Regions from separate parts of the Homo sapiens genome. Here region 1 is linked to region 2. Evidence: chromatin loops called from intact Hi-C (ENCODE). Cell type or tissue: right lobe of liver. All regions are shown on one strand.

Region 1 (8,000 bases), 140 kb before region 2:
TTCCTATTTTCTGCTCCTACAGTGCCCCACCCACTTGAATCCAGGCATGCCTGCCTTGGTGAAATGTGCTGGGCTTTTCTCTAGGTGGGAGCGTCAGTGTGAGACTCATGCTGATCTTCTTGGCTTGGCTATCTTATGCTCTCAGTGACTACTTTTCTTTTCAAAAGAACAGGTGCTAAGCTTTATTATCACTATCATCATTATTATTGCTAGCATTTACCAAGCACTCACTAAGTGCCAAGTACTTTGCACATATAATCTCACTTAACCATCACAACAACTTTTATATTCCCCCTTCTGGGGTTGAGCCATCATGGCTTAGCCATTTGCCCAAAGCCAAATAGCCAGAGAGTGATTGAGTGGGGTTTTGAACCAGAAGTCCCATACTAGATCCCAAGTTCTCAACCAGTGTGATAAACTGACTAAAAAGAGTAAATGCTCTCAGAGGAGCCTGTGGACTTCCTCCATCTACATAAAACTCCAGCCCCTCATGGCTACTGGGCTTCAGGGCAGTAGTGCTGGGCTCTCACTTTCCCACCCTCCAGATTCTCTGAGCAGACACACCCACTGCCCACTGTCCCCACCCAGTCTGTCATCCCAGTTCTTCATAGCATCTGTCTTGCTCTGCTCCACAAAACAGGGCACCCTCTTACCACTCTGGTGTCTTTCTTAGTTCCTAGTGTACGGTACCAGCTCTTAAGGAGTCAGCACCCTGTGTGGCTTGAGAATTTCCTTAGAGGTGACTCCAAAGTGATTGTTGCAGGGCAAGTTGGATCCATTCCACCATGTTCATCAATACCTGCTTCATGTGTTTGGTAATGAGGGGAGAAGTGGTTGACAATGTCCTTGACTGCCGAGAACTCACACTTAATGTCAAACATGTCATACAGGTGACACATATCTAGAAAGGTATTTCCAGTAGCCTTATATCCCCCCTTCTCTGGAGACTTCAAGGGCCTTTTCTAGTTTAAGAGGGGATCCTCAAAGCCAGGAAAACTTCATGCCACAGGTGAAAGCCTAATAGTCTGAAAGTAAAGGATCGGTTAGCTCACTAATTTAATCCACATCGTGAAACATTCTTGTAGACTTTAAAAAAAAAAAAAGAAGAAAAATCCTGAATTACGTAGTTTCATACTATGTTGTTAAGTGGAAAAGAAAGGCAATATAATATTTTGCACACTATGATCCCATTTACATGAAAAAAGTAAATCGTGTGTATGGTTAATAGTGATTATCTTGAAATAGTGAAGTTTCTGATGATTTTTGTTTTCTTCATTGTGGTTGGCTTTCAATTTTTGATTTAAAAAATAAATGATTCAGGAGCCTATCTGAAAAGACACACTGTGTGATTCCAAGTATGTGACATTCTGGAAAAGGCAAAACTGGAGAAAGTGGAAAGATCAGTGGTTTCCAGGTGTTTGGGTGGAAGGAGGGATGAATAGGTGGCACACGGAGGATTTTTAGGGCAGTGAAACTACTCTGTATGACACTCTTATAGTGGATCTATGTCATTATACATTTGTCAAAATCCATAGAATGCATAATACAAAGAGTGAATCCTAATGAAAACTGTGGACTTTAGCTAATAATAAGGTATCAGTATTGGCTCATCGGTTGTAACAAATGACCCACAGTAATGCAAGATGGTAATAATAGAGGAAACTGTGAGGTGGGAATTTAAGAAGAAACTCCCTGTACTTTCTGCTCAACTTTTCTGTAAACCTAAAACTTCTCTAAAAAATGAATACTACTAATTTAAAAAATAATGATGTCTATATTTCAAACATGCAGAAAAATACAGACTATAAAGAACACATTTATTCATCACAGATTTAATACATTTTAAGGTTTTGCTATATTTGTTTTAAATCCTTTTAAAAGAAATAGCAGGCTGGGCGCAGTGGCTCACACCTGTCATCCCAGCATTTTGGGAAGCCAGGGTGGAGGATCTCTTGAACTCAGGAGTTCAAAACTAGCCTGGGCAACATGGCGAAACCCTGTCTCTACAAAAAATACAAAAATTAACCTGGCGTGGTGGTGCATGCCTGTAACCCCAGCTACTCAGGAAGCTGAGGTGGGAGGATGGCTTGAGACTAGCAGGCAGAGGTTGCAGTGAGCCAAGGTCATGCTACTGTACTCCAGCCTGAGAGATAGAGCCAGACCTTGTTTCAAAAAAAAAAAAAAAACCCAAAAAACAAATTATAGAAACAATCAAAGCTCCTTTATACTCCTCCTTAATTTCAACCTGTTTCCTCTTTCCCTGCAGAAAATTTTTCCCATACATTTTCTATACTTTTTTTTTTTTTTTTTTTTTTTTGAGACAGAGTCTCGCTCTGTCGCCCAGGCTGGAGTGCAGTGGCGCAATCTCGGCTTACCGCAAGCTCCACCTCCCAGGTTCATGCCATTCTCCTGCCTCAGCCTCCCAAGTAGCTAGGACTACAGGCGCCCGCCACCACGCCCGGCTAATATTTTTGTATTTTTAGTAGAGACAGGGTTTCACTGTGTTAGTCAGGATGGTCTCGATCTCCTGACCTCATGATCCGCCTGCCTTGGCTTTCCAAAGTGCTAGGATTACAGGCGTGAGCCACTGTGCAGGCCTCTATACTTTTTACATGTAAGTCAACATAAACAATGTATAATATTGTTTCAGATTTTTTTTTTTTTTTGAGATAGAGTTGCCATTTTGCCCAGGCTGGAGTGCAGTGGCACAATCATGGCTCACTGCAGCCTCTGTCTCTCAGGCTAAAGCAATCCTCCCACCTCAGCCTCTGGAGTAGCTGTGACTACACCAGCTAAATTTTATATTTTGGTAGAGACAGAGTTTTGCCATGTTGCCCAGGCTGATCTCAAACTCCTGGGCTCAAGCGATCCATAGGCCTTGGCCTTGAAAAGTGCTGGGACTACAGATGTGAGCCACTGCTTCTGGCATTAGAGCTTTTAACTTCTCAAAAATGACATTGAATTATATATTAATACCTGGCTCTGCAAATTACCTTTTTATTAACCTTATATTAACAATTATTTGTGTTGCTACATGAAGCTCTAGTTTATTCATTTTAACGGCTATATAGTATTCCATTTCATAAAAATACTACAGAAAAAGGTTTTAAAATAATGTTTTGTGGTTTTTTTTGTTACCTTCTTCCCCTGAAATACCACAGTAAAATAATGTTTTGGAATATATCTTAACAATATGAGGAAATATGATATTAAATGAAATAAACAAGATGTAGAATGTTATTTACAGTATGACACAAAACACATATATGCAAAGTAAAATACTATAACAACAAATTATAAAATGTTAGCAAGCAATGCTTTTTTTTTTTGAGACAGAGCTTTGCTTTTGTTGCCCAGACTGGAGTGCAATGGTGCGATCTCGGATCACTGCAACCTCTGCCTCCCAGATTCAAGTGATCCTCCTGCCTCAGCCTCGCGAGTAGCTGGGACTACTGGCGTGCACCACCACACTCGGCTAATTTTTTGGTATTTTTAGTAGAAACGGGGTTTCACCATGTTGGCCAGGCTGGTCTCGAACTCCTGACCTCAGGTGATCCAGTCACCTTGGGCTCCCAAAGTGTTAGGATTATAGGCATAAGCCACTGTGCCCGGCCACTTTTTTTTTTTTTTTTTTTTTTTTTTTTTTTTATACAGGGTCTTGCCCTGTTGCCCAGGCTATAGTGCAGGGCACTAGCATGGTTCACTGCAGCCTTGAACTCCTGGGCTGAAGAGATCCTTCCATCTCAGCCTCCTGAGTAGCTGAGGCTGCAGGTGCATGTCACCATGCCTGGCTATTTACTTTTATTTACTTCTATAGAGACAGACAGGGTCTCACTGTGCTGCCTGGGCTGGTCCTCAATGCCTGGCCTCAAGCCATCCTTCCACCTTGGCCTCTCAAAGTGCCGAGATTACAGGTATAAGCCACCATACCAGCAACAATGCTATTTTTGGATTGTGGGATTATAGACACTTTCCCATATTTCCTAAACCTTGTACAATGAATAAGCATTGATTTTATAATTTCTTAAAAGTTACAAATAAAAGCATGCAGTACTACTGAAACTGGAGTTTGAGCTATGTAATCTGTGAAATTATCACGTCCCTCTTCACCACCATTGGCAGAGCCCCTCCATAATCTCTAAATAGCCCCACCCTACTTCTGCCCAGGGGTCTCTCAGGGGCAGCAGCTGCCTCTACAGTTCCCATATCTCCCTGGTCTCTCTGTGGCACTTTGGGTTGGTTTTTCTGATGCCTGATACCCGCAGCACAATTGCAGGATTGGCTATAATTATGCCTGCAGTGATATTATGGGATTGGATATAAATATTCTTGCTACATGTGAACAGGGTTTATTTCTGTCCACAGTTTACCATCTGGTTGCAGCACACCCTTTTCTAGCTGGGACAGAGGGAGAAGAGCACTTTTCAATCCAGAGGTGAAACGGGAGTTGGATTAGAGGTTTTAAGTAATCAGCTTCTGAAAAATCATCTCAACATGTGTGATGCTGATGGGGCCATCGTGTCAGGAATCACAGGAAAGAGGCAGAAGTTCGTATCAGGTTTATATTGCACCTAACGTAGAGCGGACAGGCAAAGAGATCTCCATTTTTGTCCCTGCTCTGAGCTCGGCATAAAGCTCAGTCAGGCTGGCTCAGACCTTCCTAAGTCACAGTGCTCCTGTGGAGGTGACGCTCCCCTGTGCACAGAGGTATCCACATCTCAACCTTCTGTCTTGATCTCCCTCTCCAGGTCAAGTCCTACATTTTCTCCTGCCTGCTGGATAGTTCCATCTGCCCGCCCTGCTGTACCGTCAAACTAGATTCGGAATTATTTGTTCTTAGATGCCCAAACTAGTTCTTTCTCCTGACTTTGCTATTTCTCTTAACAGCAACACCATGGTCTTTGGTCACCTTCAGCTAGGACCTGGTATTCCAGCAGAAGGCAAGCCGTGCCACACCTTCCTTGATGAACTTAGTGGCTGATCTAGTAGAGTTCCTGGTTGTCAGTGATTAACAAATGCTTGTTGGATGAATGAATGAGTTGATGAATGAAATGTCTCTTCCTTTCCATTCCTCATCGTCACCTCCCTCATTCCAGCCCTTATTACTTCACACATGGACCATTGCAGCAACCTCTCAACTGGTTGTTCTGCCTCTGATCTTTCTCAGCTCCAGTTCCTCCTGCTCCTGCCACGAGGCAGGTTGTCCTTATGTATGACCTGCATCTCACCAGTTCCCTGTTTAAAAACCTTGGTGACTCCTCACCGGCTACCACATAAATTCAAAGTCATGAGCTTAGCTTTCAAAGCCACTGCACTCCAGCCCCAATTAATATCTCTAGCGTGTGACTAAAATTACTCACATTCCTGACCCTGTTTCTATTCTCACACATCTTTCACTTGACCATCTCTGTGGCTACGCTCAGGCCATTCTCTTAGTTTGAACTGATGTTGCCATTTCCATCTGTTCTCCAAACCTTCCCATCTTTCAGAACCCAGCTTACATTCCTTCCCTTCCACCAAGTTTGCTCAGGTTATCCCACCCCTGAATTCTTGGCCTAGGACTTACTGTCTATGCTATTGTTGGAAAATTAATCATGTTCTGCCTTGTGCCATGTTTAAATAAACTTATTGTTTATTCCTTGTTTTTGTTTTACCCTTTTCTATGCTTGTCTTAGTTTTCTAACTAGATCATACAATCCTTGCAGGGGAGACTGTGCTGTCTTAGGGACATTTTTGTTTGGGTGCTTTTGTGCTTTATCCATCCCCTCCTCCATGTCCATTTCCCACCGTGACGTGTGACCTGGACCAGACATTCATAGTACCCAATCCCCTTGTCACATTGATTATTCCAGGGATGACTCATCATGGTCCATGATCCCAACTCATCCAACCCTGGTCTTTTCCCAGTATTTGTCTCATTGAAGCTAGTGGGGAAAGACATCTCACCTCTGGGTTCCCAGAAGTGGAAAAGTATGAATCTGGGACCACCAAGTTCGCCTTCAAGTGGAAAAAGGTGGAGGTATCCTGGATTGCAGTAGGAGAGGATAGGGCCAACACCCAAAGAAAGGCAGTCAGAACTGAAAAGAGAGAGCTCTGACAATGGCTCTTGGATTGCTGGATCAGATTTTGCCTAAAGCTGGATTTACCCTTAACATTTTAATTACCAAGCCAGCAAATATCCTATAGAGGCTAATACACCTTACTGAATGAAAAAAAAGGGGGGGGGGCTTTTTAAGTTGATTACATATGTGCCATTTTATTACTTTATGTATTTTTATTAAAATTTTCTGAGGATAAGTGTGCTGTTAATAATTTTAGACAGTTTTGAGTGCAGAAAAGTTTAAAGAAAAAAACGATAATCATCCATATCCCCACCAGCCAAAGTTACTGCTGTCTACATTTGGCATGCTTTTTAAAATTTAATCCTTTTTTCTATGTATATTTTTTGTAAAGCAATGTCATTGTACTGTATGTTTGGTTTTATATTCTGCTTTTCTTTCTAATCACTATATTGTAAGTAGTTCAGCATTCACTGTTTTATAAACTAGTCTTCAAGTTGTTTATGTTTTTCTCTTAAAACTGTTTTTATTTTTTTTAACATTTGAAGAAGGGGCTAAGATGAGAGAGAGAGGGAGGGAGGGAGGGAGGGATTGAGGGAAAGATGAGACAGTTGCCAAGGAGAATACGTGAGAGAGAGAAAGAAAAGAAAGCAGAGATGACCCTTGTTTGCTTTCTTAGAAGTCCGTATTTTATGCTGTCTGGTTCCAGAGAAGATTTAAGGTACTATTGTCCTTGTAGCCTTAGAACAGCTCTCCGGTTTCTTTTTCAGTGGTGGTGGCTGCAGTGGCGGCTGTTGTTCCGAGTGTCTGTCCCCCTGAGGCTGAGCCAGAGCCGGCTTCTGCAGGCTGCAATTCAAGATGGCCAATTCGCAATCCTAGCAAAATCAATCTATTGGAAACTAATGAGGCACAAATAGTTCATGCACTTTGAGGCTGATCTGCCAAATGAGATAAACAGGGCTCAATCAGCAGGGAAAATCAGTGATGCAAAAATTCATTTCAATCTAGCATTATTTCCCCCTGGGATGCCCACGACATCACATTCTATTGTTTTGATGCTTCTGTGGCAATTCTTGTCTAAGCTTCTGTAGACCAGGCCAGGAGAACTCCCTCACTCAGGGTTTTATGCTTCCAGAGGCTGGTAAATGCCAAGATTTGATGGCTAAGACTGGGAGGTCTGGGCAGCCAATATGTGCAAGAAGCAAAGATTTTCTGTTTTGTAAACAACACTAACCTCTGTTTCTAAACCATTTTCTGTATTAGGCAATGTGATTAGCAAATAATATGATTATGAACTTTGTAAAAGAGCAAATCACAAAAGTATTATACAATTAATTCACATTTATAACACATATAGAGTAATATTTTTAAAATCCTATCATTTTTGTGCCACTAAGTTTATTTTTCCTTAAATGTTATACTAGCAAGATATGATCATTGCAAAAAATTTAAAAAGTACTGATGAGCAAAAATAAAAAAATTAAGTCATCTGTATTTTTTTATTTTTTATTTTTGGAGACAGAATCTTGCTCTGTCACCCAGGCTGGAGTGCAGTGGTGCAATCTCGGCTCACTGCAACCTCCACCTCCCAGGTTTAAGTGATTCTTGTGCCTCAGCCTCCCAAGTAGCTGTGATTACAGGCATGCACCACTACAGCCGGCTAACGTTTGTATTTTTAGCAGAGACATGGGTTTCACCAGGTTGGCCAGGCTGGTCTTGAACTCCCGAGTTCAGACAATCTGCCCTCCTTGGCCTCCCAAAGTACTAGGATTATAGGTGTGAGCCACCGCACCCGGCCTCTATTATATGTATTTTTAGAAATAGAGTTCTGCTCTCTTTCCCAGGCTGGGGTGCAGTGGTACAATCATAGCTCACTGCAGCCTTGCACTCCTGGGCTCAAGCAATCCTCCCACTCAGCCTCCCAAAGAGTTGGGACTACAG
Region 2 (8,000 bases):
ACCAGACAACTCACGATCTTGTTCCTTCGTTCTTCCACTCATCTGGAGCCCATGGGCCACAGCCCTCCTCCTCGGAACCCACTCCCCAGCCTTCTCCCAAGAGGCCCTGTGGACCCTGAGTGCTCTCCCCTTCTTCTGTTTGCCAGGCCATCTGTGTGCCTCTGTAAATCTTTGTCCAGAGCTTTGGCAAGCTCCTGGTGTGGTAGGAGGCACCGGTCAACACTGACCAGCTGTATTTGGGTGATAGTTAGAGGGGAGGGGTCTGTTGTCTTGGCCTAGAACTCTAAAGAGAGAAAGCAGGTTATTTTTAATTACTGCATCTACTGCCCTTTGTATTGTTCTTGTTGTGTGGGCGACTTCCTCCTATTGTCCCTGCCCAGTTCCTCAACTGCCTGAGTGTTTCCCAAATGTTCTTTCTGGATGCACCATTTACCCTTTTGTGTTTTCAGCAACTGCCGACCCTTTACGCGCACGCTCTATTTCTGCTGTTAAAATCATTCCTGTGAAGACAGTGAAAAACGCCTCAGGCCTAGTTCTCCCTACAGGTATCTCCTTGGGTCGGTCGATTTTCTCTAACTGTGAGCGGATCATGGCATGGTTTTCCTTTCTTCTTTTCTTCTAACACGCACTTTGAGCTGAATCGTTGCATGTTTAGGAGGCATTCCGTCTCACTTCCTCAGCTTGCTTCCTTACTTCCTCTGTGTATGTGAATGTCTGTGTGCGTTTTCCTGAGAGCCAGCGAATGTGGGGAGGAACTGAGGACAGAGGCCTTGCCCCTCTTTTCTTTAGGAGAAGGGTCAGTCCAGAGGCTCAGCTTTCCCTTTGGGATGGGTCTGCGGTGCATGGACATCCTAGGCTCTCCCTAGAGGTTTCCAGCCCCCAGTACTTTAGCAAAAACTGCAGTCTCCCTGAGAATTAACCTGGTCTCACAGAGAACCTCTGAACTTAGCTGAATTTGAAGCAGCTGCCCTTAGGTGCCCAACCTAGATTCGCCTCTGATGCTCACCGGGCCATCCCAGAGCATCCCCTTTGCCTTCCCCAGTTTTACCTGCAGCCACTTCCTGCCTCTCCCCTCCAGAGGGTGGGGGAGTACAGTTCAGATGTCAGCTCTGGCTCATCGCTTCCTTCTGTACAAAGTGGGGACACATGAGGCCTACACAGTACTTTATCCAATGGCGCTTTCAGAAGTAACTGGGCTGTGTGTCCAGGAACCTATGGATGGGCTGCATCCATCAGTGTGCCTCTCATCCTTTTGAAGTGACTATGAACCAGTTTTCCCAATAGTTTGGTGACATCAGTCGCTTAGCCTCTTGATAGAGTTGGATAAGTCAGATGCTCTCCAAGGCTGATGCTTGCCCTGACACATTGTGCGTTTCGTGCATTGCGTTCAATACAAGAGGTGCTGACGAGGCAGGTCCATTCTCTTGTCTAACGCTAATGATCATTCTCCCTGAGTTGTTGGCAGGGGGCTGCTGGCGTGGAAGGAAAGGAAAGAAGAGGCTTTGCTTCTCTCTGCCCTCGGAGGGGAATGGGGATGAGCTGGATGTTTGAACTCACATCCTGCCCAGACACACACCCTGAATGTCAACCTGTAATCCTAACTGTGACAATTTTAGGTCAGGGATCTAGGCTGTGAGCAATTTGAAAACAAAACAAAACTGTGGCGTTCTGCATAGCTCAGCTGCACATAAAGAAACACTCTGCGTGTGCCTCCCAGAACTGTGTGGTCTGCCCTGGTTCCCTGCCTCCGTGACTGATTTCCTGCAGGATGGCATTCAGATCTTTTGAAGCGTATTTTGAAATCTTTCTCAAGGAAACTCTAAAAGTTGACCTGGGTCTGTTATTAGGCCCTAGTGAAACTGTAGGAGACGCCAGGACCCTGTGAAGACAGCTGAGGCTCGGTGGACACTGCTCATTGAAGGATTTAGCCTTCTGAGTCGTTTTTGTTGCTGTGAGTTTTCTTTGTTATGTTTGGAAAGTGAGACTGTCACTCGTGAGCTTTCTCGCCAGGCAGCATATCCTTCTGTCTCAGCATTTTGGGAGTCTTGACTTGCTGATCCAAGGAGATTTGCTTTTCCTTTTCCCACTGGAAAACTGCAAAGGGGTAGTTGTTCTCCATGGGACCACCCGCCCCCACCCCCCCCACCGCCCCCACTTCCGTAGTTGCCAGCCTGGTCTTCAATGAGAAGTATGGTCTGGAAGCTTGAAACATCTTTCATAAACTCTTTCTTGAACTGTGCCTTACTAACTGGTCAGAAGTCTGCTCATCAACCTAAACTTCATTTAATAAAAGGAATAAACCTGCTTTCATTTTGAAATGTTTTCAGCTGATAGTATAACTCATCCATTTACTCAGAACTCACCATTGCCGCCATGTTCCCCTAACTTCATGATGCACAGTAAACCTCTGAAAACTTGCCCCTCTCCACCACCCACAGATTAATTTCATTGACCACAGGTGTTCAAAGACTTCGCATGGCTGTAACCAGGTTCATCTCATTCCCCGGCTGTAACAATTTGCTAACCAACTGTCCTTTAATCCTTCAGGAGTCTTGGATTCAGTCTTCAATTTTGGACCTTTTCTTTTCAGACATGGATCTTACAAAAATCTGCACTGGGAAGGGAGCGGTGACTCTCCGGGCCTCGTCTTCCTACAGGGAAACCCCAAGCAGTAGCCCTGCGAGCCCTCAGGAAACCCGGCAACACGAAAGCAAACCAGGTGCGCGGAAGCTAGGGAAAGCTGTTCAAAGCCACGTGGGAAGGGCGGGAGGAGGCTCTGGTGTTTTTGCTCAGGAGGGTGTGAGTTCATCAGATACCTCTTGGGGGGGGGGGGTGTGTGTGTGTGTGTGTGTGTCTCTTACGGTCCCCTGGGACAGTCAAATCATTTGGATGGGTAGTGGTCAAAGCCTCAAACTGACAGTCACATGCTGCAGATGAAGGCACAGCAATAACCACACTTTATGTTAGCTTTGACTGAGCAGGTCATCCTGTGACCACAGCCAGTGCTCTGCAGACTGCTCTCATGCAGACTGAAATAGCTTAGGGCATGGGGGGTAAGTAAGCGGTGCGATGGGCTAGAGGTTGGGCTTCTCAGAGCTCATCCCTGCTTCCTAGAGGTTCACTGTGACCTGTCCAGGCTGGGCTGGAGGTGCAGCCAGGGGAGACTGAGAAGTGTGGATGACTCAATGATCTTGCTCCTGGAAAAGCAGAGGTGGGGAGGGCTCAGGCCTGGGATTGGCCACTAGCCAGCTGCGGGAGCAGGATCAGGAAAGTAGCTCAAAGGCCCAGTGTAAACTAGGAGCAAAGGGAGATCAAAGAAGCCACATGAAGCCCATCTCCCCACCTTAACCCATCACTTGGGAAACCTGAGGTATTGAGGTTTAGAACTGGGACTTCAGAACCGGGTAGATCTCTGTGCACACCCTGTCCCCACCACCTGTCAGCTGTGCAACTTTGGTCGAGTTATTCACTGTCTCTCAACCCTGATGAACTGTAGAATGGGGTTGATAATTGCATCTGCCTCAGGATTATTGTGAGGAAGAAGTGTATGAAGTGCTGTGTATCATGCCTGGTGGCATGGAATAGACTGTTAGATGTTAGCTGCTATTTGATTATGATTAGATTATTTTGGCCTCTCCAGGGACGACTTTGCACAGCCCAAGTATTCTGGTAGTTGGCAAATGCTGACTTTGAGATCAGGCACAGTTAGTTTAGGGTGAGACAGCACCTCTCCACTCTGTAGGGCAGTGACTTTCACACTTTAGCTGCATCAGAATCACTTGGAGTAAAAAGGTAGGTTGCTGGGCCCCAGCCTGGAGTTTTAGAATGTAGGGTTCCCACTTGCAGGTCTGAGGTAGGGTCTGAAGGTTCACATTTCTGACAGGTTCATGCTGATGCTGCTAGTGCAAGGACTGCATCTGAGAGCTGCTGCTGTAGGGGATGGGAGCTTGCTTTCTTGAAGGAAAGGGAGGGAGAAATGGAATGGAGGGGAGGACCATTCCCTTGGGACCAGAGAGGCTAGGCAGTAGGGTATGCAGACCCCTCTGGTGCAGCGGGAGTGGTGTGTTGTGATAAGACAGATATGATATGTAGGATGGAAATGGCCAGACCTAGCATCCTGGAAACTGATTTTCTTCCTTCCCAGCTACCCATAACAGGTGCCAGGGCACATGCTGGTGGATGAGGCCAGGCTAGGGTTTGAGCACAAACCCCTTTCTGGTGATGTTGGTCCCCGTGAGGGCTTCTTTGTCCTTAGGCTGAGGGCAGGCCCGAGCAGCCCACAGCCCTAAAAGTCAACAGAGTAGCTTCTTGGTCCTGCATCCCTGAGCCCAGCCCTGACTCCTGACCCGCTGGAAAGGTGGGGGTGAGGAGAGAAGGCAAAGTTATTTTATTCTAAGGCTAACCTCATCCAGCCTCTCCAAGCCTAACTGGGACGACCCACTTCCAAGCTAGAGAGCATTTGGAGAAGAGAGAATCCTAAGGGATGATGCAAAGAGAAAGGCTTTAATGTGCAGTCCCCTGGCCCAGTCAAATAACCTTACAAACCAACTGTCCCGTCCTCTGGCAGCAAATGGAGGTGGTGGAGAGGGAGCTTGGAGCTCCCTCTAGTGGTTACAGTGTGGCATTGACGTAGAACACAATGCCCACCAGGTGTACGCCTGTGCTACCAGTACCGTGTGTGGATTTGTTTTTTTTTCTGTTTCGTTTTCTTTTTTTGAGACAGGGTTTACTCTGTTGCCCAGCTTGGAGTACAGTGATGTAATCATGGTTTGCTGCAGCCTCGGCCTCCCGGGCTCAATCTGTCCTCCCACCTCAGCCTCCCAAGTAGCTGAGGTGCACGTCACCACACTTGGCTAATTTTTGTATTTTTTGTAGAGACAAAGTTTCTCCATGTTGCCCAGGTTGATGTTGAACTTGTAGGCTCAAGTGATCCACCTGCCTCGGCCTGGCAAAGTGCTGGGATTACAGGTGTAAGCCACCATGCCCGGCCCCGTGTGTGGATTTGAGGCACTTTTGGAAACACTCTCTTGTCCCAGAATACTTTTGTGTCTTACAAATTTCTACCAGCTAATTTGGTGAAAAGAAATTTCACCACATCTTTTTCACCAAACCATCAGCAGATTGTTTTAAAATGCAAATACTGTACTCGGAAGAATTAAGGGATAGTTATCAGTCATTCACACCTTACAGTAAGTTCATCTTTGTAAATTGAGATCATCGAATCCAAATAAGCATACATTCATTCAGCATTATCTATGTGCCAGGTGCTGCATGAGTCACTTGGAATTGTGATGAGAAAGGAGGAAAAGAGAGCAATTCTAGGTGCATTAGGTGAGGGCAAAAGGCAGTATGTTGCAACAGGAGTCAGGTGTGGACTTGTAGTCAGCCATCTTCCTTTCGGGCTGTGGGTAAGTCCTAGTGACTTTGAGCCCATATCAAGTATGAGGAACTTGGGCCAGATGCTTTCCAAGCCTTTCTAGCTCCAGAATGCTCTGCGACCTTAGGAAGTTTGGAAATTAGCCTAACAAATGGAATCCCTTTGATTGGTGATAAATTTAAGATGGTACAGGAGGGCAGTTTGGATGAAAAGGAACAAGCTGGGTTTGAGTAGAGGAAACAAAGAAAAAATCCACGTGCTCATTAAGTATACAACGCAGACTAGAATAAGTTAACACTGGGGAGTGGGCTTAAAAGAGGATGTCAGTAAGCCGGGCGCAGTGGCTCACACCTGTAATCCCAGCGCTTTGGGAGGCCGAGGTGGGCAGATCAGTTGGGGCCAGAAGTTCGAGACCAGCCTGGCCAACATGGTGAAACCCCGTCTCTACTAAAAATACAAAAATCAGCCAAGCATGGTGTTGCACGCCTGTAATCCCAGCTACTCGGGAGGCTGAGGCAGGAGAATTGCTTGAACCCGGGAGGTGAAAGTTGCAGTGAGTGAGATCATGCCACTGCATTCCAGCATGGAAGACAGAGCAAGATTCCATCTCAAAAAGAAAAAAAAAATGAGGATGTGAGTATAGGTAATTCAGAAATGGTAATCTTGTCCCCTTACCATGCTACCTATTGGCTAACATCCTGCTGGCTCTTGACTCTGACAGTGTCCATGTCACCCTCCGGACTGACAACTTGCTGGCCCATACCAGTCTATTGTCCTATCCTGGGGCCTAGGAGCCCCTGGGCCTTCCCTGGCTTCATAAAAACAGTTTTCAGCAGTATTTGCAGACAGCCAAGCCCAGTCTGGACTGGGAGCCCAAGTGTGAGGTAGTGGATGGCTCTTGCCAAGGATTGCTTCCTACTCCCAATGCCTTTGCAGATAGCTAATGTCAGATGGCGTCTGGCTCCCTCCCTTCTCACCAGGGACAGCATTTGTCCCCCAGCTGCTCTGCCTGCTTCCTCTCTGACTTGCTCCCTGTTTGCCACCTTCTTCAATGCCTATAGGTGTCCAGGTTGTTGATTATTTGCCTGGACTGGAAGGTCCAGTCCCTACCTGGTCCCCTGATACCCACATTTCAGCAGTGCCCCCTATTTCTAGTCCTTGTCCCAACCCCCTCACCTGGGAGAGATGATATAGTTCTGGTTTCACACAGTTCTCTACTGAGGCTGAGCACTGCCACTTACTGTCTTTGCGGTATGGACAAATTACTCCACCTTACAGGGCTTCAGTTGCCTTATTTGTAAATTGGAGATGACCATAACAGAGTTGTTGAGATTAAATGAGCTCTTTCTTCTTCTTCTTTTTTTTTTTTTTTTTTTTTGAGATGGAGTCTCACTCTGTCACCCAGGCTGGAGTACAGTGGTATGATCTCGGCTCGCTGCAACCTCTGCCTCCTGAGTTCAAGCAATTCTCTTGCCTCAGCCTCCCAAGTAGCTGGGACTATAGGTGTCTGCCACCACATTCGGCTAATTTTTTTTGTATTTTTAGTAGAGACCAGGTTTCACTGTGTTGGCCAGGCTGGTCTTGAACTCCTGACCTCATGATCCACCCGCCTTGGCCTCCCAAAGTGCTGGGATTACAGGCATGAGCCACCACACCCAGCTAAATGAGCTCTTTCATGTCAAGCATTTGGCACAGGCCCAAAGCAAGTGCTTTTTAAGAGTAACCATTCTAGTTCCTGCAGGTCAAGAGGCTTGTTAAAGATTTGAAAGAATTTCAGTTTGAAGCCATGAGGGCCTCACCCCTAGCATGGTGGCAATGGGAGTGAAGAGCAGAGGCTGAGGTCAAAGTGTCTTTTGGAGAATGAAATGACCAGGGCTCCTTGTGGTGTATTTAAGGACCACAGAGAGGTAAGACTCCATGTGGCCCAGGAGATGCCTTCCCTGGTTGGCTAGGAGAGTAATTGTGGCACTCATGGAGTTGGGGGGATTTGTGAAGAGTGCTGGAAAGAATGTTGAATTCCATCTTTTGACATGTCAAGTTTCTTGGCAAGGGAAGGACTTCCAGGAGAATGTTTCTAATGGGAATTTGGAAATTTGGAGTCCAATGTGTGGATTTGGAAGCCATCTGCATCCACATGAACTTTGAGAGAATGGAGACATTCTCGGTGGAGTGACAGAGAGAGCCCTTGAAATTGCCCAGTTAACACTCATTCTCCAGACTCCTCCATTCAAGTGGTGGCTTAACTCAAGATCCCTGACCACAGCTTCCCGATCAGCCTCCTCATCTCTGAATGTGGACCTTGGTTTTTGGATCAGAACCATCTGAAAGGAATGGCAGTAATCTTAGTACCGACTCCCTGCCCCCAGGAGAAACCTCATCACCTTATCCCTGCCTCCTGACCTCATTGCCACACCAGGTCTGAGCGTTGGCCATGTTGGTTCAGAGTGACTTGATCATGTCCCAGGTCAGGGTGTTTTCACTCCAGACAGGGAGCCTGAGTTGGTGGTGAGTGTGATACAAAGCTTTCTGTCTGGTATAGTCTAAAGATCTTGTGGCTTGATATATCAATTCCTGTGTTCTGACTTAGATGCCAGGGTCCAGTTCAGCCCTTATATTTTGTTAA

What was found. Peaks named below come from ENCODE experiments on the same cell type or tissue, not always from the same donor. Only the 100,000 strongest peaks of a DNase experiment are listed, where the experiment ranks them.
Region 1: a loop joins it to region 2, with 2.3 times the contacts of the local background. A loop is called at or near these places in 27 of 110 quality-filtered maps.

What each region holds. Positions count from the first base shown.
Region 1 is chr10:95,571,531-95,579,530 of GRCh38, reverse strand. No RefSeq gene overlaps it. Among named protein-coding and RNA genes, the nearest start is that of SORBS1, 14 kb to the right of the region's middle. In right lobe of liver, no CTCF peak of the experiment used is centred here; no DNase peak of the experiment used is centred here.
Region 2 is chr10:95,427,167-95,435,166 of GRCh38, reverse strand. It overlaps SORBS1 (sorbin and SH3 domain containing 1), which reads left to right. Exons shown (of 33, transcript NM_001034954.3): 5 at 450-545; 6 at 2,591-2,719. Among named protein-coding and RNA genes, the nearest start is that of SORBS1, 130 kb to the left of the region's middle. RefSeq lists enhancers at 4,196-4,696, 4,808-4,897. In right lobe of liver, a CTCF peak has its summit at 4,617 (motif pointing left); DNase peaks (open chromatin) are centred at 4,596 and 5,346; H3K27ac peaks cover 5,629 bases.